Linked DNA regions of Homo sapiens: regions 2 and 3 are each linked to region 1. A link is a loop called in an ENCODE intact Hi-C map of the cell type or tissue named here. Cell type or tissue: mammary epithelial cell. All regions are shown on one strand. Each heading gives the region's core, and the rest is flanking DNA. Links, peaks and the distances in the headings are about the cores only. Region 1 overlaps SYTL2 (synaptotagmin like 2). Region 2 has its middle 14 kb from the start of EED. Region 3 has its middle 11 kb from the start of CCDC83.

Region 1 (8,522 bases), core at 1,400-6,399:
TGATTGTGCCACTGAACTCCAACCTGGGTGACAGAGTGAGACCCTGTCTCAAAAAAAAAAGTATAACTACTCTTAAAAATGACTATACCTTAGCCAATACCTGTTTTGGTTACTTTATACCCAAATATGTTTTAAATGTCTTCCACTAGCACCAACTGATACTGGTATTAATGTTTGCAAGGTATATGCATTTCATTGAAATGTTTTGAATATAACTGTAAATGGATGATTCACATTCCTGGTGTTTGATTTTGTTGAATCAAGCAAAACCCCAAATGAATGATGTGCTAATGATGTAATACTTGGTACTTAAAGCCAATATGAATTATTTTTATAGAGCTATCGAGTTCAGTAAAACCAGATTATGAAGACTTAGTTAAGACTGTATAGATTTAATCAGTTCAGATGATATCATCAAATACTAGCTAGTATCTCCATGCCAGAACATTTTTAGGCTGACATCTTTGGACGCAGTATTGCCAAGGGAGAACTGGCAGTGAAAATTTTCTCTTCTTTTTCTATTGTAGGTAAAAAGCTTCCTACAACTGGAGAAGTGCACATCTGGGTGAAGGAATGCCTTGATCTACCACTGCTAAGGGGAAGTCATCTAAATTCTTTTGTTAAATGGTAATAGTATTGATGACTCTGTCTGCAACAGTTCTGTAGCCTGGTCTTTGCTGGTTAGTTTCGGTTCTCTATATCTGTAATACTGACTCATCATTCATAATTTAAATGAATTTACTTGGGATAATGGAGACATGAATTGGAGGAATCTATATCATGAACTCTCAAGGCTTCATTTGGCTTTAAAATCATAAAGTAAGAGGTCAAATGAAACTAGAGACCTCATACTCAATGTGTAATGTGTTCTAGGGAAAACATCTGTTGGTGAGGGCAATAATCAGTTCAAAAGAGTTTATTAAATTTCTAATGGTAAGATGTCACACCCCTTGACTCCTTTATGGAGCAGGGAGAATTCCTTCTCTCCTTTGTCCCACCTGTTTTGTGGCCTATTTGCAAACGGTCATTGTATGAGACTGCAGATATTTGGAAAATGATTTGCTAATCAACCCTTACTAAGAGCTTGAGACAGTTTGGGTTTTTAAGTGGCAAACTCTTCTCTCTGTTATACATATAAAGTGACTGGCATCTAGTAAATAATAACTAAACAGATATTAGTATGCTCTCCTAGTTTCTCTAATTTTATTTATATATAGTCTACCAGAAGACCAACTGTAGCTTTTTAAATATATGTGACATATATCTGGTACAGCGAGGTGTCTCACGCCTATAATTCCAGCACTTTGGGAGGCCAAGGCGGACGGATCACTGGAGCCCAGGAGTTCAAGACCAGCCTGGTCAACATAGCCAAACCCCTTCTCTATTAAATAAATAAATATATATGTGACATATATCTAAGTAGCATAGATGATATTATTTATGATTTTCCCTACACATTATCTTTATAGATGTCAGCTGGTAAGATTTTTTTGGCTCAAGTCAGCCTCATTCTAAGACCAAGTCAGTCAGTCACATTCTGAGACCATTCACAGACCTTCTTGCCTTGTGTTGCCACTTGTATTGTCTTATATTGCCACTTACAAGAGGCATGGTAGGTTAAAGTTCATTTAATTGTTATCATAAATGAAATGTAAGTGATTGTAAAAAAAAAATTACATAATTTATTTCCAAAGTCAAATCTAGCAATTTGGAGAGGTTTCTCTTCTTTTTCTATTCTGTATAACACAAATGTCTTAGGCTATCACAGCTAATCAGGATAGCCTGTGCTTGCAAATTTTAAAGGAATCCTCAAATGATTACTAGCATATTAAGCACTTACTAAATGCAGGCATGGAGCTAAGTGTTTTGCATATGTTATTTAATTCTAATTTTAGCCTTATGAAATCAGCATCACCATTCCCATTTTATAGATGAAGAAGCAAGTGTCCGTAAGGTTGAGTAACTTTCCCTAAAATGCATACCCAGGAGGTAGCAGAGTCAGGATTCAAACCAAGTATAGCTGACTCTAGGTCCAGAGTCTTTTCAGCATGATGTGTTCCTACCCCCTACCCCACTGTCTGCCAAACCACCACCACCACTATCTCTCCACATCTTTTCCTCCATTGTCAATCTTTAATAGCTGTGTTGTTATGTATTGAAAGCATGAATGTTCACTATCTTACTAAAATGCTCCCACAATCATGCCTCTTTTTGTAGTACCATCCTTCCAGATACAAGTAGGAAAAGTCGCCAGAAGACAAGAGCTGTAGGGAAAACCACCAACCCTATCTTCAACCACACTATGGTGTATGATGGGTTCAGGCCTGAAGATCTGATGGAAGCCTGTGTAGAGCTTACTGTCTGGGACCATTACAAATTAACCAACCAATTTTTGGGAGGTCTTCGTATTGGCTTTGGAACAGGTACTGTTTGCTACATTTTTAATTCTCCATGAGCCAAATTTTTCTAGAGATACTAGAGGTTTGTTTGTTGCTTTGCTTCTTCCCAGTGAAAACCGAGATATCCTGAAAACAGATATCTCTTAAGTATAGTGAAATAAATGAGTAAAGAAATGTCAGGTTGTATGCCAAGGGCTCCAGATATGAGGATTAACAGGGTGAAGTGTCTCTGCATATAGAGTTTAAGTTATTGTGGCAGTGGCAGGGACAGAAAAGCCTTCATCACTAGTCTGCCCTGCAAAAACATTTATGGTCCTTCAAGGCTAAATATATGCTTTGAGTAATAACAATAACATTTTTGGAGCACCAGTCACTGTATTAAATGCTTCATTTACATTATTTCATTGAATCCTCACAAGTCTATGAGGTAGTTACTAATGTTACCCCAAAGGAACTGATAGTCCAAGAAAGTAAGTAACATAGCTACAAAGTGGCAGAGCCAAGATTCAAAATTGAGTCTGTTAGACACTAAAGCCTTAGTCACACTAACCTAGAGATTATCTAGTGTCATCTCCAACCCAGTGCAGGAGTCCTCCCAACTCCCTTATTCCCTGATGAATTTTCATCTGGCCTTTACATTAACTTGAAGAAAAATCATTGCTCTAGGAATTATGGTAATGATTACAAACATGAAGTCACTCAGACAATTGAACAGTTCTTCCTTATGTTGAGTCTCACATCTGCCCTCCCAGTGAAGAAAGCTCCTCCTAGCTTCCACTGGTGGTTATAATTAGGGAATAACTTTCCCTCTTTCCCCTACCCCCAATGAGCTGTTTCTTTCTAAATGCAAAGCTTCCTTTTTTCAGGTAAAAGTTATGGGACTGAAGTGGACTGGATGGACTCTACTTCAGAGGAAGTTGCTCTCTGGGAGAAGATGGTAAACTCCCCCAATACTTGGATTGAAGCAACACTGCCTCTCAGAATGCTTTTGATTGCCAAGATTTCCAAATGAGCCCAAATTCCACTGGCTCCTCCACTGAAAACTACTAAACCGGTGGAATCTGATCTTGAAAATCTGAGTAGGTGGACAAATATCCTCACTTTCTATCTATTGCACCTAAGGAATACTACACAGCATGTAAAAGTCAATCTGCATGTGCTTCTTTGATTACAAGGCCCAAGGGATTTAAATATAACAAAATGTGTAATTTGTGACTCTAATATTAAATAAGATATTTGAACAAGCTAGGAAAATTGAATTTCTGCTGCTGCTTCAAAGAAAAAGCTGCCCCAGAGCATTAAACATGGGGTATTGTTAAGAAGCAAAATGTTCTTGTTTGCCATCATGTGTTTCACACCACAATTCTGTGCCACAGTTAAGAGGGTCTGGTACCCTTGCAGGACCTTTGTAGGTTGTGGGAAAAAGTCGCAGAAAGATACTCAAAGTGGAGCAGGGAATGGAGACAGACATCAGTGATGATAAAAAAAAAAATGGACCTTAAGAAACTATTTACTCTGTAATCTCTAATAAAATATGGAATTCCATATTAGGGCAATGAGACTGAAACTACTGGTGTTTTTCTGCCTTGAGAAAACAAACAGTTAAAACAAGCCTCAAATGTATTTTAGTGCCACCCACTGGCCATAGGTACAATTCAGTTGTTGGCTTGTTTTGACTTAATTCTAAAATAGGTCTCAAGCCTGTATTTTTATGAGTTTATTTTTTTAAAACCCTGCATATATATGATTGTTTTTCTTATAACTTTACTATATGAAAGCAGCATAAGAGTAGTCACAAACATGTTTTGCAACAAAGTTTTAATTAGAATGTAAGTTGCTCAGTTATACTGTTCTTCTTATGTATGTAAAATTTTCGTATTTTGTAAAAACCCTTAGAATAAATTATCATTTGATTTAAATTGTATTAGAAAATTAGCGTGACTTCTCATTTTAAATAAAATATTTTAGGAATTCTAAACATCTAAATTTCCTAACAAGGCTAATGAACTTCTTCTGGGCTAATGTTTCTGCAGTCTTCACTGCAATTCTGGGCATCATCTCCCCTAAGTGGGCAACTTTGGCTATGTTATTAAGAGTAGGATTTTTATTTTTATTTATTTTGTTTTAAAGGACATAGCAGATCTCAAGGATTTTTATTTTTTTTTAAGTAGTTAAAATGCTTTGGGGATGATTTTAGTATATGAAGCACATTACTCTCCCTTAGGACCCAACCAGCTTAATTTTCTGAAAACAAGCACTGATTTAATGTAGGTTCAAGAAAGCCTGAGTGACAGGCGAACATGGGATCTTACAACAAGCATCTCATAAATGTCATTGAAAACAACTAGAATGCTTGCCTGTTCTTCCTGAACAGATACTAGAACGTTCTACCCACTTGTCAATAAGAGTGACTAATCTAGGTCAATGCCCTTTCCATTGTCTCCTCAGGTCTTTTTTTTTTTTTTTTTGAGATGGAGTGTCGCTTGGTCACCTAGGCCGGAGTGCGCTGGCGTGATCTCGGCTCACTGCAACCTCTGCTTCCCGGGTTCAAGCAGTTCTCCTGCCTCAGCCTCCTGAGTAGCTGGGATTACAGGTGCCCACCACCATGCCCGGCCAATTTTTGTATTTTTAGTAGAGATGGGGTTTTACCACGTTGGCCAGGCTGGTCTCGAGAATTCCTGACCTTGCGATCTGCCTGCCTCGGCCTCCCAACCCAGGTTTTTTATTAGAGTGCTTAGTCTAGCTCTATTTATCATTCCCGCTCTGACCTTAAGGAAGGGCAAAATGAGCTAATTAGAGTCACGCTTCTAGAGCACAGCGGTAGAAGCACAAACCCTGTTCTGGCTTGTGCCAGATCATAGTACAAGCTACTTCCTCAGGCTTTCTTTCAGTTACCTGTAAAACCAGCATCCAGCCAGCTCTGGAGCAATAATGAGATTGGCTCCATTATCTCCCCATCTAGGACCAGGACTGCCTGTCTCATCCTATCCCCCGATCCCTCATCTTCAAAACACCAAAGTGGGAAATAGAACCCCCCACCTTCTTTGCATCTATCCACAGCACTTCTGACTGCCTCAAGAAGTCCAAGGAGAGGTTTCACATGAAAAAAAAATATAAATCATAAATTTAATCTTCCCTGGTTCAAAAGGAAGGCTAAGTGTGAGCTTCATGCTTTATAAAATGTAAGCACGGCTGGGTGTGGTGGCTCATGCTTGTAATTCCAACACTTTGGGAGGCTGAGGCAAGAGCATTGATTGAGGCCAGAAGTTCAAGACCAGCCTGGGAAGCATAGCAAGATCCCATCTCTAGAAAAACTAAAAAAATTAGCTGGGCATGGTGGTGTGTGCCTGTAATCCTAGCTACTTGGGAGGCTGAGGTGGGAGAATTGCTTGAGCCTAGGAGTTTGAGGCTGCAGTGAGTTTTGATTGTGCCACTGCACTCCAGCCTGGGAGACAGAAGGAGATCCTGTCTCTTTAAAAAAATGTAGGCAACTTGAATTCTTTAGTGAACTCAGGTTGACATGCTTTTGAGTCAGTGTAACTTTTAGGCAAAGACCCTCCTAAAACTTCAAAGTACATTTTTCTAAGCTAGAGGCATTCCTTGAACTGCATATTTTAGGGCTTTTTTTTTTCAGAAGCCCAACTGGTAATAAGCCAAAAAGGAGGATTTATTGGAAATATACTGGGTTAGCTCACAGAGTAAAGAAGTACTGCGGGAACCTAGGTTATTTTGGGGACTTGCAGGCTGGAACTAGAGACTCAGATGTGGTCTCTTTTCTTCAGGGAGTGAGAAATAGCACCTCAGCCAGGTTCAACATCACAACCTCTCAGCTAAAGCACTTCTCTTTCCTAGGTTCAGCTTGAGAGACCTATGGTGGAAACTGGCCAGGTCTGTGTCATATGCCCACCTATTGGACCATTCACTGTGGATGGTGTAATATGATTCACCTAGCCTGGGTAATGTGCCCACCCTGTGGCCAAAGGAAAATGGTTCATTATTAGAAGAATGGGATGTTATATAGACACTGGTGAAATCAAGAGCTAGGTATACATGCAATTTGTTTCTACCTCAAGTGAAAATATTTCAAAATACCATTATTTTTAAAAAGAAGTAAAATTTCTAAGGGTCACTGCTGACTCTTTTCAGAGAGGCCTAAATTCTTCCATTTACCCTGACTACTCTAGCTTCTAAGTGGGTGGTGAGGATCCTGGGAACTCCATGGACTTCTCACATGGTCCAGCAGTCCACCCAAAGCATGGTTACTGTTAGGCTAGGCTAGCTTCTTTCAGAGAGATGCCTACCACCCTTCTCCTCAGCTGTATTTTCCAGGGAACTTGCTTAGACATCTTTGCAGATCCCTGGCATCCATACTCACTATACAAGTAAAAAGCCCCAAATATCTCTTACCACTGTACTTTCATTCCCATTCTGCTTTGGGATTGGTCTCTCATCTACTCTCATCTTCACTCTCTCCCAGGCTTATTCACTAGTTTGTTTTATAAAAAAAAAAGTCCCCACATACTTGATTCAATCACAGACAATATATTCCCTCTATTTCTTTGGCTGGCTTTTTCCAAAAGAACTGGTTCTCCTTCAGCCTTACAAAAAGAAAGCTCACTCTCACACCCAGTACCTCAATCAGGATATGGGATCAGATTTCAGATCATTGCTCCTCTCTTTTCCTGTAAATGTTTCTAAGGATGTGTGTTGTCCAGTTGTATCAGGAAGGGAGTACAGTGTAATGGTTAAGTGACCTCCAGAAACAGGTAGCTTGGATTTGAATCTCAGTTAAACCACTTAGTAGCTGTGTGACCTTGGACAAGTTATCTAACTTCTTTGTGTCTCATCTGTAAAAGAAAAAAAGAAAGAAAGAAAGAAAGAAAGGGGCGACATTGTGCCTACTCTATAGGTGAAAATAAATGAATCAATATAGTGCTCACTTTTGACAGATAGCATTCTGTAAATGTTTGCTATTATGATTATTCCTTCCACTCATTCTTGTCCTCTACCATCCTTCTCAACTCATTCATTGATGACCCTGGCCCCTGGCTCCACAGCATATGAATGTTCATCAGACACCCTGGCTTCTTAGTTCCTTGACCTCCTCAATTTGAATATCCTTAACCTCTGTTCCTTTTCAGCCACACAAATCCATGAACTTCCTTGTAACTGAGAAGTTCCACCTTTGAAGCATTAAATGTAAACATCCCACTCTGACCAAAATCTCCTATGCTCTCAGCTTTCAGTTCATTATTCTGTAATATTATTTTTAAAAGTCATTGTGGACACCATCCCTCAAACCCCTATCAGTCACCTCCCACTATCACTCCTCTATCCAGTCAACCACTCTCTTGCCACTAGCCTCAAAATTTTTGCTTTCTTTTTTTTCCATTGAATACCCACTCACCAGCACTATTACAGTTCCCATCCCCACATAAATTCAGTGGAACTACCCTGTCCTTGGTGCAAACTGTGGCTGGAGAAAATCACACATCCACCCTGTCTACAATAGAAATGAGAAATAGATGGAGAAATAAAGAGTCCTTGTGTGTGGCTTTGCATCTGCAGTTTTGGTTCTTGAGGTTCTACCTAGTTCCTGCCTCTCCTGCTTTGACTCTATGAGCTCCCGCTGTGCACTTTCTGTGAGCCAATATATTTCCACTTGCTTAGCTAAATTGAATTGGGTTTCTATTAAAACAATCTTGACTAATATGCCCCTTCCATCCAAGACTGGTTTTGTATCCCTTCTTTGTGCCTTCAGTAACACCCAGTGTTTACCACTGTATCTTTGAAAAGAGTGATGTCTAATTTATCTATGATTACTTTAGCAGTGTTCACACTGAATTATTGTTATCCATTTATCTGTGTCTATCACTAAACTGTAATCATCCTGAGAGTTGGGACTTCATTCTTGGATATAATAGTTTCTCAGTCTATGTGAGATGAATGAATGAATGATCAAATGGACAAATGAAATGTGATCTAAGATCATGGGCTTTGGTATCAAAAAGATCTAGATTTGAATTCTCGCTCTATCACTTATTCTCTGGGTGGCATAATTTGCTTAACCTCTCTCAACCTTGGTGTCTTTGTTACCTGTAATTGATAAAATGTGGATAATAA
Region 2 (8,522 bases), core at 1,530-6,529, 540 kb before region 1:
AGCTTACTTGAATTTAAAAATCAATCAGATCAATGAATTTATTTTAAATATCCCTTCCCATTGATTCCCTGAAAAGATCACCTCTGTAACTTTAAGCATTGAATACATTGCAGTTTGAAAGCAAAGTCTTGTCTGGTGCATGTACATGATTATTGTACCTAATTCTCTGAAAAATAGGCTACAATTACTACCAGGTTAATTAACCGTTATTATCTTAAAGTCAGGATTATTACAGATAAATGCCTAATTCTGAAATAAAACTGGGAATTAAAGCCAGATAAATGGGAGTTTTGTTGTTATTTTAACATTTTGTAAACTTTTTTTCTTTTTTTCTTTTTTTTTTAGATGGAGTCTTGCTCTGTCATCCAGGCTGGAGTGCAGTGGCACAATCTCGGCTCACTGCAACCTCCACCTCCCAGGTTCAAGCGATTCTCCTGCCTCAGCCTCCCAACCTTTGTAATCTTTATATTGTCTGAAAGTTTATTAATCAGCCATAAGAAATTCACTCCTATCTATAAATTAAAGTCAGTGCCCAAAGAGTCCTGAGATCTGAAATTTATTTTTACTTTTTTTGTTTTTCTTTTTTCTTTTTTTTTTTTTTTTGAGACGGAGTCTTATTCTGATGCCCAGGCTGGAGTGCAGTGGCACGATCTAAGCTCACTGCAACCTCTGCCTCCTGGGGTCAAGCGATTCTCCTGCCTCACCCTCCTGAGTAGCTGTGACTACAGGCGTGCCCCACCACACCCGGCTAATTTTTTTGTATTTTTAGTAGAGACAGGGTCTCACCATGTTGATAAGGCTGGTCTCGAACTCCTGACCTTGTGATCCTCCCACCTCGGCCTCCCAAAGTGCTGGGATTACAGGTGTGAGCCACCGCGCCCAGCCACTTTTATTTTTTTTCTGTGAATTATGCAGAGAAGTTGAGATCTGAAATTTAACTTAGCACTGTGAGGCTAGACCCTTAGAAATGCAAAACTGTATTCCCAATTTCTTTGTAAATTTTTTTTTTACGTTCATATTGGTTTGTTACTATAAGATGTCTCAGGAGAATTAGCCTGTTGGATCAGATATAATGCTGTTTTTTGTTGAAATAAGCCAACATCAGGGAATTTTTGTGTTGAAAGAGTAATTACATATATGAAATTACACAGACTTTGCAAAACAGTGTGAGCATTAAAAGAAAATAAATGAAAAAAACAACTTTTAAAATAGGTTGCATGTGATTTCACTGACCTTGACGCTAATCTACCATCAGTACATATAAACAAAGCAAGAAAATAAATATACTTAATAGGTTTTATGTAAAAATTACTTGCTGCTTTTAATTCAAAGATATGTGTATACTTAAAAACTTGTCTGGGAGAAAATCTTAAATAGGGTTAAAACAACAAGTTTTTACAAATGAAGATATTAGTAAAAATATATTTTCCTTGAAAAGGGGTAAATTAGAAATTAAATATCTTGAATTTACTCTAACATGGGTTCTTACTTTACTTTCTTTCTTTGAGGGACCAAAAGGTGACTTAGAACAAAGATTTGATAGAGCGAGTTCAAGCACTAATAAGGTGCAGAGTGTCAAATAATTGTGAATCAAGACTTTGATGAGTTAAGTGTAAATGACTCAGAAACATGGATTATATTCTTCAAAGTACACATGAGTTTAGAAGTGCAGAGGAAAACATGCTCAGTAAAATGCTCAGAGGCATCCTGAAACCCAAATACTTCAAATGTTGCATTTCAGCATTTGAGGTGTGCACAAAATGAGATCACGGCAATCTATATCCAGGGTAAACAGTGGAGATAATTTGCATTATCTTCATTTTTCCTTCTCATATTTTCTGAATCTTATGCCCAGGAATAAGGATGCTGTATTAGCCTTCCCCAGAGGAAAAGAACAAGTAGTGTATGTGTACATATATAGAGAGAGACAGATTTATTTTAAGTAACTGGCTCATGCTATTATGGAGCCTGGAAAGCACAAAATCTACAGTTCTAATCTGAAGGTCATGTGCTGGCAGAATTCCTTCTTGCTCAGAAGGTCAGTCTTTTGTTCTAGTCAGACCTTCAACTGATTGAATAAGGCCCACCCACATTATGGAAGGTGATCTGCTTTACTCAGAGTCCACTGATTTAAATGTCATTCTCATCCAAACACCCTCACAGAAACATTCAGAATAATGTTTGACCAAATAGCTGAACACAGTGGCCAAGCCAAAATTAACCCTTACAGATGCTTAGTTAGTTCATATTGTCTGCCTGTTAATTAAATTTGACATTTAGAATACTAAAGAAATGCTAGTTCAAAGGGATGAATAGAATTCACTAACAAACTTGTAGAGCTGGAAAGGCCATTGGAGACCTTCTAATAGTATTTCTAATGGTATTTCTCAAAAGGAGTGCTATTAGCATTTAGGGCAGAACAGCTTTTGGATGTAGCGGATTGTCCTGAGCATGGCAGGACATTTAGCATCTCTGGCCCCAACCCATAAATGTTAATAGCTCTCCCAATCATTGTGACAACTGAACAAAACCATGCACAGATTTCCAAACACCCTGGGGTGGAGGGGGGATGGAGGTAATACTCTTCATTAAGAGCTGCACCCCCACCCCAGTTTTGGAGGAAGAAACAGATTTAATAAGGTCAATTTACTATATCTTCTATGTAGACTATTACTTTCTCTCTCTCTCTTTTTTCCTAATTTAGCAGGGTAATTATTTGTACCACACTATTTTGTAATAACACTGCCTAAAATAAAGTTTAAAATGTAAACTCTGAGTGGTACGAAATGCTACAATGTACAAAGTTGGGTAAAGGTTTTAATCATTAAGTTGCCAGGGTTTTGGTTAGCACACATATGTAATTTTTGGTATTAAACTAAAAAGCACAGCTACATCTAAATGTTCTGAGCTTGGTGTGGTGGCACACACCTGTAGTCCCAGCAACTCAGGAGGCTGAGGTGAGAGGATTGCTTGAGCAATCCAGCATGGGCAACATACTGCAGCCTGGGCAACATAGTGAGACCTCATCTCTAATAAAATTTAAAATAAAGAAATAAAAAGTAGAATATCTAAATTCTCTCCTTCCACAAAGCCTTTTGCCATCTTTTCAACCAGGACTAATTGTGCATTTTCTTGATCTCTCATGACACTTATTTTTCTCTCTTTTATGTTACTTATTGTAGTAATATAATAGCTTTCATTCATTGTTGCTTACGATGAGCAATACAGTTTGCTAAATACTTAACTTAATGTATTGTAACTTTTACCCATCATAGAAACATTATAAGTAGATATTATTTGTTCTAATTGACAGATGAGGAAGTTGAGACACAAAGAGATTAAGTAATATATCCAAGGCCATATAATTAATAGATTTCAGAGTTTGGATTTCAACTAAGATCTGTTTGCCTACAGATTCTGTGTTCTTAAATTATGCTGTTCTGACTCCAGATAGAGCCCATTTTGCCAGTCTCTCTCAGAAACTCTGGGATATTACTCAAGGCCACCAATAAACCTACTTACACATGGCCACTTGGTATACTGGGAGATATGGCAGAGACTTTGGTATTGCTTGTGAGGCCCCAGAGATAACAGAATTAAAAACCCTTGAACAAAAACAACAAAAAGATCTTTGAAGATTTCCTGCAGCTCCTGGTGAGTGTTCCCCAAGACAAGATAGGAAGTGACTCTTTTTTGCCTTCAGCAACAAGTTCTCTGAGTAATGTTTTGAGTTGGCACAGTTGGCATCACTAAAATAGCTTTCTGTTCCAGCCCCTGAGGAATTTGGTGAAACTTCTTTGTCAAAGAGAGCTACAAAATAGGAAGAACTAGACCACTTTTTGTTTTTTATTCTTAAAATATAGTGAAAGTAACACATGTACATCTTGGATAAATGTAACACATGTACATTTTGGATAATTTGGAAAACACGAGAAAAGCACCAAGAAGAAAACTCATGTAATTCTATGCAGAGATGGCCACTATTAATATCAGAGTCTTCTATTTTTTTTTTTGGCTTTTTCTGTCCACACACAAACATGAATACACACATATTTGGAAAATATAATTCATACCATGTTATAATTTTATAAGCAATTTTTATGACAGTATATGATAGATATATATTTCTTTGTTTTCCTGTAATAGCATTTTAATGGCTGCATAGTACTATATCATAAAGATAGCCACAATTTATTTAACCACACCCCTGCTCTTTGTCATTTAGATGGTTCCTGTTCTTTCCATGTATATTTACATACTTGCATGTGCATGTTTATATGGGCTCTGATTATTTCCTTAGGAGAGGGAAAAGAGAGGCAAGCCAAATCACTAGTTGGAAGTTACATTGTACTCTGGTAAATGTGTCCAGTTAACACTCTCAGTGGAGCCAGGTTGCCCTTTGATGACTAAAAAATATGTAATCTCTCAGAGGCCACATCCTGAAAGTGCTGCTGGAATTGCAGGGAAGGAGCTTTCCACTGGGAGGAGGAAGAGCAAGTGGCTCCAGGTAACAGTGAGAAAATACCAACTGAGCTTTTCGACATTTATATTAGGATGCCAACTTTGCTACATGCCATGTTTCTTGGTCTACACTCCTAAGACTGTGGATTAACAATACAAAATACCTGTACTTCAAGTTCCTAACAGAAATGTCAGCCTCAACCCAGCTAATTAGGTGCGCCATGTCCCCACCCCAGGCTAAGTTACTTGTGGGCAGAATCCATTTCTCATTCATTGTGATTTCTGTAGTGACTTCACATTCAATGAATGTTTTCTTTTTCTTTTCTTTTCTTTTTTTTTGAGACAGAATCTCGCTGTGTTACCCAGGCTGAAGTGCAGTGGCGCAGTCTCAGCTCACTGCAAACCCCTCCTGGGTTCAAGCTATTCTCTTAGCACCCCCCGAGTACTTGGGATCACAGGCGTGTGCCATAACGCCCAGCTAATTTTTGTATTTTTAGTAGAAATGGGGTTTTGCCATGTCGGCCAGGCTGGTCTTGAACTCCTGACCTCAAGCAATTCTCCTGCCTCAGCCTCCCAAAATGCTGGGATTACAGGTGTGAGCCACTGTGTCTGGCCTCAACAAACATTTTCTGAATGAATGAAATCAGTATTATCTTTCTGCCTACTACCCTAATTTATATTGACTTGTTTAGAGGATTTAAAAGATGTCAGCTCCTGAAATTTGCTATTGCAAGGACTGAAAGGCTTTTTCCCACGGTGAGAACACAATTACTCCAGCTGAAACCACTTTTACAGGTTGAAGCTTTTGGGTCGAGACCTCTTCCACAGGCTCACTAATCCACATAAGGAGAAAGACCTTGAAATAACCTTGTTCAAACCTGCATTTGGAATCTACCCAATTGCAGTACACTAGTATACAACTCAGCTTTATACTACACATATTATTTTTAAAATTTTTCTTTTGTTTGTTTACTTTCTTTTGTTTGTTTGCTTTGTTTTGTTTTGTTTTCTTCTGTTATTTTTTTGAGACATGGTCTCATTCTGTCACCCAGGCTGGACTGCAGTGACACGAGCATGGCTCACTGCAGCCTTGACCTCCTAGGCTCAGGCGATCCTCCTATCTCAGCCTCCCAAGTAGCTAGGACCACAGGCACACAGCACCATGTCTGGCTAATTTTTTTTTCTATCTTTTGTAGAGATGGGGTTTTGCCATGTGGCCCAGGCTGGTTTCAAACTCCTGGGCTCAAGTGATCTTCCCACCTTGGCCTCCCAAAGTGCTAGAATTACAGGCATGAGTCACCGTGCCCAACCTACACATTACTTAAAAAAATTTTTTTTCATGTCAGCTGCAAAAATGTACCCTTTCAACAAGATTGGAAACTTGTTGACCAAGTTCTATTCTTTCAGGTCAAATTCCAGTAAAACAGGTGTAATTATCACAAGATGGATTATAGTGAAAATATTTCTAAGGTGTTGCGGGGTCATAATAATACTGTTTTGCTAATATCTTTACAAGGAGATTGTCAACTTACCTCTAACACTTACTCATGTCATACTCATGAAAATGACATCTAATATCTCCCACAGCCAGTACATTTGCATAAAACAAAGAACATTTTGTGAGGTAGAACAAGGCTTAAGTAGCCTCATGGTTCTCCCTCTAATGACCATAGTACAGAAAAAGATAATATTAGTTTCTGATGGCTTTATTATTAAAATCCTGAGCATACACATCCCTATGCAGAGTTAATGTTTCTTTGCATGTGAGTGCTGAAGAAGGAAAATTGGAGTTTTAGGATTTTATGGTAGGGTTTTTTTTGGGGTTGTGGTTTTGTTATTTTAACTTTTCTGAGACGTTATTTCCTAACGTGCAAAAACCTGAGAATAGGAGTTATTGATGAGGTTGGTACTGTACTGGTATCATCTCTTTCCCATCTCTGCTTTCCTGGTTTTGCTAGTCTGTGACCTTATTATTCAAATTCTTGGTTTTCTAGTTTGTGACCTTATTTTTTAAATTCCTATGGATAATAAGGAATTTGGAGCCAGTAAGGTGGAAAAATCATCACTAGAATTTGGGAAAGCCTTGGGTTAAACTCTCAGCTTGGCTATTTTAAAAGCGGAGCAAACCTGGGCTAGTCATCTAAGAGCTTAAGTCACCAATCACATGAGACTCTGATAAGAATATCTGCCTTTGAAACCTTTATTATGCCAATGTAAGTTTTATTTCATTTTTGAATGTTCATCCAAGGCCTTGTCTTCCTTCCTTGGCTCCTTTTGCTTTGCCTCCCACCTAAAGGTCTCTTTTTCTAGAGTTCTCCCCACTTTTCCTTTTGTCCTATTAAGGTTATGTAATCCTCAGGTGGCCTGTTCCATTCTCAGTTTCACCCGTCATATACATACGTGGATGTCTGCTTTTGGTATGTAGCGCTCTTGTTGAGCTTTGGACCTATATATTCTACCGCCTATTGGATATAACCACCTGTAGGCCCCAGAAGGTCAAACATCCAAAACACAAGTAATCATCTTTCCCCCTGTACTTGTTCCTTTCTGATGTGGTGACTAATACTAAGTGAGCCAATCCAGAAACCTGGTATTCATCCTAGATTCTGCCCATCCAATCAGACCCCTGTCAGATCAGCCAAAGGTCTGTAGATGTTATCCCTTCACGGTTTTCTAACATCATATCGCCTCCTCTCCATTTCCATTGCTATCACCTCAGTTAAAATCCTCATAAATTATTTCTTGGATGACTTGAATAGTCCCTCTTCTGGCCACTCTCTGTCTTTACTGGTTCTCCTCTAATCTATTCTCATTGTAGTTATAGTAAACTTTCCATATAATCCTGTCATTCTGCTTAACACCAATCTGGCTCTGCATGTCTTTTAGGATAAGGTCAAATTCTTTATGTTATTAGATGAAGCCCTTTATGATCTTGTTAATTATTTTAAAATTATTATTATTATTATTAGAGACATGGTCTCATTCTGTCAATCAAGCTGGAGTGCAGTGGCACAATCATAGCTCACTATAACCTTGAACTCCTGGCCTCAAGTGATCCACCCACTTCGGCCTCCCAAAGTGCTGGGATTACAGGCATGAGCCTCCGCACCCAGCCTAATTTTTATACTTGATCTTAGTCAAAAGGCTGAGAAGCAATCCTGACCTAATTTTCTATTTAGTTTTTCTGCTGGGCATTCTGCCACATTTGCCCTCTCTCCACACAGTTCTTCTCTAGTAACAAACAAGTTCATTTCCAAATGGCTCTTTCTAAGTTTATTTGTTCGCAAGACCAAAAGAACTAAGAGATGTTTATGTTTGCAAGCCCTGGATGGAATTCCACCAGATAAGTTCTCTGAAGAGAACCAGCACACTTACTGTTTGTAATAGCAAAAGACTACAATATAGATCCATCAATGGGGTATTGATTATATAAGTTATAGTATATCTATAATGTAGTCTTTAAAATAAATAAGGTATATCTATATGAATTGATATAGAACAATCTCCAAAATATATTACATGGGAAAAAAGTTACAGAACAGTGTGTATAATGTGCCCTTATGTGTATGAAAGGAAATATTTAAATTCCTAATAAAGGTCACCTTTAGGCAGGGAACTGGGGGTATAGGAAAGAAGGAAAAGTTGGTTTTTACTGTGTGTCTTTTTTATACTATTTGAATTATAAACATTTATAATTATTGCTTTAAAAAATTAGTTTGCCTTCAACATCACAGACTAGACATGCTCTATTCTACTTCCTGTACAATCTCTCAGCTATCTTTTCTCATATACTAGTTTCCACCACGTTGAACATATGTTTAGGAAGGAAATCTCCCTCTTTGGTGATGGCTGCAAGTGTAGAAATCTCCTTGGCAGCTATGATGTCCTTAAACTACAGAACTTAAGTGTGGCTATGTAAAAAGTTCCATCAGGTGCATTTTTATCATGTTCAGTCCTCAAGTTCCTAAACAAATGATGTTTTTATCCAGAATTAACTTGATTCTGGCATCTGACATTAATATTCCTTCTCTAGCTGTACACCCATAAAGCCTTTCCTTCTG
Region 3 (8,522 bases), core at 1,785-6,784, 150 kb before region 1:
TTTTAACCCAACGTCCATTGTCACGTTGCAATATTGTATTATAAAATGGGATGGTGTCTCACTGTTTATAAGGGTCATATTTTTTCACTTTAAGCCAGAGGCACATACCTGCAGTTCACTTTTTTTTCTTTGTCTCTCCAAACCAAGTTTAACTTAAATAACCAGAATTCTGGCAAAAAGATACCACATGTCTTTTTTTTCCTTCTTACTTCGTCTGCCTAATTAATGTTTGAAATTACTCTTATGATCTCTTTGTTTTCTCAGATATAAGAGGAGCCCAGGACAGTAAGCTGGAGCCAGGGTTTCTTATCCCAGGAACCTGGACTATATGATTTGAATTGTGCCTGAGGGCTTTAGCATGTGACATCACAAGAGTATTTAGCAACAATGAATTGCTGCCTGCTTGCTATAGTTTTAAAATATGAACACAAAAGGACAAACATATAGACCAATAGAATATAACAAAAAATCAAGAAACATACTTGTACATATAGGATCAATTGCTTCAGACAAAATTGTAAAAGTAACTCGATAAGCAAAGCATAATCTTTTGAACAAATGTGACTGTAACTATTGGATATCTATTTGGAAAAAAAAAATGAAGCTTCACTCAGACCAAAAACCATACAAAAAATTAACTCAAAATGAATCATAAAGGTGAAAACTATAAAATTTCTAGAATAAGACAAAAAATCTTTTTGACTTTGCATCAGCCAAGTGTTATATAGGACACAAAAAACATGATTCAAAAAAGAAAAAAAGAACTTGAACTTCATCAAATTTAAATTTAAAATATCTGCTCTTGAGGGTTTGGTTTTTTTTTTTTCTTTTTTCTTTTTTTGGTTTGTTTGTTTTTTGAGTCAGGGTCTTGCTCTGTCACCAGGCTGGAATGCAGCAGTATGGAAATGGCTCGTTGTAGCCTCAAACTCTCAAGCTTAAGTGATCCTCCTGCCTCAGCCTACCAAGTAGCTGGGACCACAGGCACGTGCCACCATGCTCAACTGATTTTTTAGTTTTTTATTTTATTTTTTGTAGAGATGGGGGTCTTGTCTTGTTGCCTAGGCTGGTCTCAAACACCCAACCTGAGGCGATTCTCCCGCCTTAGCCTCCCAAAGTGCTGGGATCATAGGTGTGAGCCACCATGCCCAGGCTGTTCTTTAGTTTTAAGAAGATGAAAAGGCAAGCCACAGTCTGGAAGAAAACGTTTGCAATACATATACCTGCCAGAAGACTGGGATCTAGAATTTATAAATAATTCCTCAAGCTCAATAGGAAAAAAACCAACTAATTACAAATGCCAAAAGATTTGAATAGATGCTCCAAAAAATAGATATATTCATGGCCAATTGGCACATGAAAAGATGCTCAATATCATTAGTTATCAGGCAAATGCAAATTGAAACCACAGTGAGATACTACTACACACCTACTGGAATGGCTAACCCTAAAAGACTGACAATACCATGTGTTGGCAAGGATGTGGAGTAACTGGAACTTTCATATATTCCTGATGGAAAAACAAAATTGTGCAACCATTTTGGAAAACAGTTTAGCAGTCTCTTATAAGGTTAAACACATATACTGTATGACCCAGCAAACCCACTCTTAGATATTTATTCAAGACAAATGAAAATGAATGTTCATAGCTGCTTGTAATACTACTTAATAAAAAAAGGAATGTTGCCAGCACTTAGGAATGAAAAAAAAAAGGGTGGGGGGAATAACTATTGATACATGCAACAACCTGGATGGGTCTCAAAAGAATTGAGCTAAGTGAAGAAGCCAAGTGTGAAAACTATATGCTGTATCATATGAAATTCTAGAAAAGCCTGGAAGCAGATCAGTGATGGCCCTGAGCTCAGGGGCTGGGGTGTGGGATTGACTGCAAGGGGGCAGGAGAGTACTTGCCGGAATAAAGGAAATGCTCTGTATCTTGATTGTGGTGGTGGTTACAAGGGTGTATAGATTTGTTAAAACCCATTGAACTATATATTTAAAATGGGTACATTTTATTGTATATAAATTGTACTTTAACAAAGTTAATTTTTTTAAAATGGTTTCAGGCTGGGCACGGTGGCTCATGCCTGTAATCTCAGCGCTTCGGGAGGCCGAGGCAGGTGGATCACCTGAGGTCAGGAGTTTGAGACCAGCCTGACCAACATAGTGACACCCCATCTCTACTGAAAATACAAAATTAGCTGGGTGTGGTGGTGCATGCCTGTAAATCCCAGCTACTTGGGAGGCTGAGGTAGGAGAATCGCTTGAACCCGAGAGGCGGAGGTTGCAGTGAGGCGAGACTGTGCCACTGCACACTCCAGCCTGGGCGACAGCGAGACTCCATCTCAAAAAAAAAAAAAAAAATAGTTTCAACCTGGGCGTGGTGACTCACCTCTGTAATCCCAGCACTTTGGGAGGCTGAGGTGCGTGGATCACCTAAGGTCAGGAGTTTGAGACCAGCCTGACCAACATGGTGAAACTGCATCTCTACTAAAAATTCAAAATTAGCTGGGTGTGGTGGTGCACACCTGTAATCCCAGCTACTTGGGAAGTTGAGGCAGGAGAATCGCTTGGACCTGGAAGCAGAGGGTACAGTGAGCTGAATTTGCACCATTGTACTCCAGCCTGGGTAACAAGAGCAAAACTCTGTCTCAAAAAAACAAAACGAAATGAAACAACAACAAAATAAATAAAGGTTTCATATTCTTTAACACTCCTCTCTTCAAGAGGTGGCATCTCTGTTCCCTCTCCTTGAATCTGGTGGTCTTATGACTACTGTAAGCAAGAGAGTATGGAAATGACTCTGTGTTACTTCTGAGGCTAGGTTATAAAAAGTCATGCAGCTTCCCCATGGTTCTTTTGGGATACTTGCTCTAGAGGAAGCCAGCTGCCATGTAAGAAGTCTATCTCCTATGAGACAACCATGCTGGAGAGGCTGAGTATAGGTACTGTGGTCCACCATTCTAGCTGACCCCACCTTATAACCCACAAAGTGCCAGACATGTGAACAAAGTCATCTTGGACTGTCCCAGCTGGCCCATCCATCCTCTAAGTATAGCTGAGTTAATCTCAGTTGAAGCCACAGGAGCGAGAGATCACCAATTACTAACCTACAGGATCTGTGAGCTGTAATAAAGTGGTGGTGGTTTTATGTTATTTATTTATTTTATTATTATTTTTTTTTGAGACAGAGTCTTGCTCTGTTGCCCAGGCTGAGTGCAGTGGCACGATCTTGGCTCACTGCAAGCTCCACCTCCCAGGTTCACGCCATTCTCCTGCCTCAGCCTCCCAAGTAGCTGGGACTACAGGTGCCTGCCACCATGCCCGGCTAATTTTTGTGTGTGTGTGTGTATTAGTAGAGACCAGGTTTCACTGTGCTAGCCAGGATGGTCTCGATCTCCTGACCTCGTGATCCGCCCACCTCGGCCTCCCAAAGTGCTGGGATTACAGGTGTGAGCCACCACGCCTGGCCTATTTTATTTATTTTTAATTTTTTTTTGTAGAGACCAGGTCTCTCTGTGTTGCCCAGGCTCACCTTGAACTCCTAGGCTCAAGTGATCCTCCCGCCTCAGTCTCCCAAAGTGTTGGGATTACAGGCATGAGCCACTGCACCCAGCCCAGGTTGTTGTTTTAAACTAATTAGTTTTGTTAGTGTATTAGTTGTCTATTATTGCACAACAAATTACTCCAAAATTTAGCAATTCAAGACAATAATAATCATTTATTATCTCCCAGTTTCTGTGGATCAGGAATTTGGGAGCAACTTCATTGGGCAGTTGTAGCTTGTTGTAACTCATGAGGTCAGATGTTGGACAGATTCTATCTCTGCCTGAAGGAGTTCTCATTTTAGGGGAAGTGATGAGCAATCAAGTTATTCTGCAATTATAAAACAGTTGGATACTTTCCAGAAAAGGGGTAAAAGCAAGGTGCTGTGGAAAACCTAATCCAGTCTTGAGAGTCAGGGAAAATTTTCCAGAGGAATTGAGATCTAAATTAAAACTTGACAATGAGCAGGAACTTGACAATGTGCAGGAAGACTGGAACATTGAGTGGGAGGGCCTGGGACAGAGGGCATTGCAAACACAAAGCCCTAGAGGTAAAAACGAAAATGATGAGTTTCTAATGGAGCAGAAGAGATTACCATGGTTGGATAATAGGCTCCCAGGGATAGGAGAGAAGTGAGACAGGAGGCTGGAGAAGCAAGTAGGGACAAATCATGGCGGGTCCTCTGAGCCATACAGAAGATTACAGGCTCTGTGATGATGACAGAAGTTCACTCTGGCAAGTGTAGAGGAGGCTGGGAACAGGCAGGACAGGGTCAGGTTCCAGAATGAGTTCCACTGACCACAGTTTCAATCTTTCTTTTGCCTAAGGGTCACTCACTTGGTTCCAGTTTCTGGTCCAAGGAGCTTGTCTCAGGCTCTGCCCTTTGCAAGATTGCAGTGACTGGCAAAAAGAATGACCTCATCTCTTTGGCTCAAGTTATCAGCTTGCCTAATCTCTGAAGTCTTCTATGACTCAGGTGAGATGCCCACCTCCACACCAGGAAGTAGTCTATGAAACTACTATTACCACACCACCAGAGAATATGTGGAGTAACACTACCTCACATCTGGAGAATGAGGCAGTATACATTCTAACTTCCATATTTTAAGAACTGTGTTTATGGAAAGGAAAATAAAATGACATTTTCAGGAATATGTACCAATATTAGCAAACCCAAGGTACTGTGCTCCATTTTTAAATAAGGGAATAATAAGGTTGTGAATTACTCCCTACACGCTTCATATGGTTTTGAGGACATACTATTTTACCCTTTATACAGCACACTAGCTAAGAACACCCACTGCCAGAAGACCACTTTCTTATTCTATGTAAATGAAATGTCTACAAAAGGCAAATTTACTGAGACAGAAATTGAGAGGCTTCAGCTAGGGCTTACACGATAGAGTCACCAACAGGGGGACTGCTTGGAGAGGAGGCTGTCCAAGTGAAGCCATCAACAGTTGAAAGGGGTATTGCAGAGAAGAATATTCTTTGACCCTGAAATTGAAAAATCCTTCTTCTATCGAATGCCCCTGACTTTGGGAACTACCCACTGAGGCATCTGGTGAGACTGAGAGATATACTTTCTGTAACCACACTTTGTTGATGCTTATTTTGTTTAAGAACATGAACTTGGGGTCAGTTCAGGGTTCTGAAGCTGCTTACTAGTTGTGTGACCTTGGATGAGTTACTCTACCTTTCTGTGTCTCAATTTCCTTATCTATAAAATGGACATAATATTGCATACTTCTCAGGGCTGTTCTGAAGATTACTGGGTACAATTCCTGGCACATAGTAGGTTCTCAATAAATGTTAATTCTTCCTTGTAGCCTTTTAACTGTTATGTGAGAATGCTGGAAAGTAGGAGAATGTGAAACTTTTCTGTGTCACATTTCCCATGTAACCAGAGAGGGCTTTCTCCACCTAGTTAGTGTCTAAATTTGATGGGACCCAAATATGCATCTTGGACCCAGCTCCAAGCCTGCACACACACACTCAGCATCAGTTAGATGGCTCACAGTCGCACCATGCCCCAAACTCATTATCTTCCACCCCCTCCAATTTGCCCCTCCTCCTCAAGGCTATGTTCCGTATTTAGTAAATGACACCAGCCTCCACTTAGCTTTTCAAACCTGAAGATTAGGAGTCATTCTAGACTGTTATTTTTTATTTTATTTTTATTTTTGAGACAGAATCTTGCTCTGTCACCCAGGCTGGAGTGCAGTGGCATGATCTTGGCTCACTGCAACCTCTGCCTCCCAGGTTCGAGTAATTCTTCTGCCTCAGCCTCCCAAGTAACTGGGATTTCAAGAGTGTGTCAGCACACCCAATTTGTGTTTTTATTACAGACAGGGTTTCACCATGTTGGCCAGGCTGGTCTTGAACTCCAGACCTCGAGTGATCTGCCCGCCTCGGCCTCCCAAAGTGCTGGGATTATAGGCATGAGCCACCATGCCTGGCCCATTTTAGACTCTTTAATTTTCCTCACCTCCAGATCTAAACAAGCTTCAAGTTTCAGCAGTCTATTGACAGATTCCATTGGCCACAGCTGGAACTGAACACATTCTACAGTAGATTTAACCGAGTCATTAATTTTCATCCAAAAGTATTTTGGATGATATTTGTTGAGCAGCTACTATGAGCTAGGCACTATGGTAGGCTCTCTCTTCACTGCCTCCTCCCTAGTACAGGTCCCAATCTTTCCTGAGTTGACTGATGAGATGGCTTCCTACCCAGCTATCCTGAATTCATTCCTGTCTTCGCATTCTTCCACAGACCCATTCCCTTGTTTAAGACCATAAATGACTTTCCACAGATCTCTTAGGAAAGAGTTTCTGACATGGCTGATAAGGCCCTCCAAGATCCAGGCCCACCCAGGTCTAGGTCAGGTCCCCTTGTTATATGCTCCAGTTGGGTTCCCCCAAAAACACCCTTATATGGGGGTTTTAGTGCAAGTAGTTTATTAGGGAGGGAGTCTTAGAAAGCTATGGTAGGAAAATGGGGAGATGAGGGAGGAAGAAAAGCCAATCAGGATACGCTAACAAACAAGTTATTGGGAGATGGGTAACTGGGGCTTGGTTTCACTGAGAACCCTGGGAGACAGGAGAAAATACGCTCAGAATTGTCTTACCCAAAGGGTGAGGAAGCTGGGTGGTTAACTCTCATTTATCATCAGTTGAGGATGGTCCTGAGGGCATCGATTCCCCGGCCCCAATAGCCTACAGGGGCTAACCATGCCCCTACCCACTGCAGGTCAGAGAAGTCCTCACTCAGGACTGAGTATTGAGGTGCTTACAGGAAGAAGCTAAGGGTTTGCCTGGTGAATGCTGAGGGGATATGGGCAGCCACTGGAGTGACCACAGCTTTCAGAATGCACTTGACCTCCCCTTTGTAGCTCTCCTTACCCTTGAAATGAACTCATTCAGTGTCAGTCTTTCAAGCTAATCTCTTAACTCTGTAAGGGTGTAGACCATGTCTCTCTGCTTCACCATTATACCACCATTGCCTAGCACAGGGCCTGACATGTAAAAGGTGGTCAGAGATATTTAGCGAATGTTTGGATAAATGAATAAATGATTATTCTTTCCAGAAAGTAAACCAGGCATGCCATACTGTGAGAATGCCAGAAAGTAGTACCTGACAAATAAGTTACACCTGTGTAATAAAACCTCTATGTTATTGTGACATCTGAATTCACATAAATCACTTGATTTTTTAAAATTTAACTTTTATTTTAAGTTCAGGGGTACATGTGCAGGTTTGTTATATAGGTAAACTTGTGTCATGGGGATTTGTTGTACAGATTATTCTGTCACCCAGGTACCAAGCCTAGTACCCGTTAGTTATTTTTCCTCATCCTCTCCCTCTTCCCACCCTCCATACTCTGATAGGCTCCAGTGTGTCTTGTTCCCCTTTATGTGTCCATGTGTTCTCATCATTTAGCTCCCACTTATAAATGAGAACATGTGGTATTTGGTTTTCTGTTCCTCCATTAGTTTGCTAAGGATAATGGCCTCCAGCTCCATCCATTTCCCTGCAAAGGACAAGATCTTATTCTTCCTTATGGCTGCATAGTATTCCATGGTGTATGTGTGCCACGTTTTCTTTATCCAGTCTACCATTGATGGTAATTTAGGTTGATTCCATGTCTTTGCCATTGTGAATAGTGCTGCAACGAACATATGCGTGCATGTGTCTTTGTAGTAGGACGATTATATTCCTTTGAGTATATACCCAGTAATGGGTTTGCTGGGTTGAATGGTATTTCTGTTTTTAGGTCTTTGAGGAATTGCCACACTGTCTTCTACAATGGTTGAACTAGTGTATACTCCCACCAACCTTGTATAATCATTCCTTTTTCTCTGTAACCTCACTAGCATCTATTTTTTGACTTTTTAGTAACAGCCATTCTGACTGATGTGAGATGATGTCTCATTGTGGTTTTGATTTGCTGATCAGTGATGTTGAGCTTTTTTTCATGTTTATTGGCCACATGTCTGTCTTCTTTTGAGAAGTGTCTGTTCATATCATTTGCCCACTTTCTAATGGAGTTGTTTTTTGCTTGTAAATTTGTTAGTTCCTTATAGATGCTGGATATTAAACCTTTGTCAGATGCATAGTTTGAAAATATTTTCTCCCATTCCTTAGCTGGTCTGTTTACTCTGTTGATGGTTTCTTTTGCTGTGCAGAAGCTCAATTTTTGTTTTATTGCAATTGCTTTTGGTGTCTTCATCTTGAAATCATTGCCTGTGCCTATGTCCAGAATGGTATTGCCTGGGTTGCCTTCCATGGTTTTTATAGTTTTGGGTTTTACATTTAAGTTTTTAATCCATCTTGAGTTAATTTTGATGTTAGGAAGGGGTCCAGTTTCAATCTGCATATGGCTAGCCAGTTTTCCCAGCACCACTTATTGAATAGGGAGTTTTTCCCCATTGTTGGTTATTGTCACCTTTGTTACAGAACAGGTATTTGTAGGTGTG

Evidence for each region. Peaks named below come from ENCODE experiments on the same cell type or tissue, not always from the same donor. Only the 100,000 strongest peaks of a DNase experiment are listed, where the experiment ranks them.
Region 2: it touches region 1 in a loop (2.7-fold over the local background); 2 of 110 quality-filtered maps call a loop at or near these places.
Region 3: it touches region 1 in a loop (3-fold over the local background); 24 of 110 quality-filtered maps call a loop at or near these places.

What each region holds. Positions count from the first base shown.
Region 1 is chr11:85,690,084-85,698,605 of GRCh38, reverse strand. It overlaps SYTL2 (synaptotagmin like 2), which reads left to right. Exons shown (of 20, transcript NM_206927.4): 18 at 528-627; 19 at 2,218-2,423; 20 at 3,266-4,377. The coding sequence ends at 3,411. Among named protein-coding and RNA genes, the nearest start is that of CCDC89, 8.2 kb to the right of the region's middle. In mammary epithelial cell, for the core only: CTCF peaks have their summits at 3,158 and 4,031 (motif pointing left); no DNase peak of the experiment used is centred there.
Region 2 is chr11:86,226,314-86,234,835 of GRCh38, reverse strand. No RefSeq gene overlaps it. Among named protein-coding and RNA genes, the nearest start is that of EED, 14 kb to the left of the region's middle. In mammary epithelial cell, for the core only: a CTCF peak has its summit at 4,468; DNase peaks (open chromatin) are centred at 3,715 and 4,435; H3K27ac peaks cover 892 bases.
Region 3 is chr11:85,840,574-85,849,095 of GRCh38, reverse strand. It overlaps a transcript of SYTL2 not described here. Among named protein-coding and RNA genes, the nearest start is that of CCDC83, 11 kb to the left of the region's middle. In mammary epithelial cell, for the core only: no CTCF peak of the experiment used is centred there; DNase peaks (open chromatin) are centred at 3,875 and 4,465; H3K27ac peaks cover 858 bases.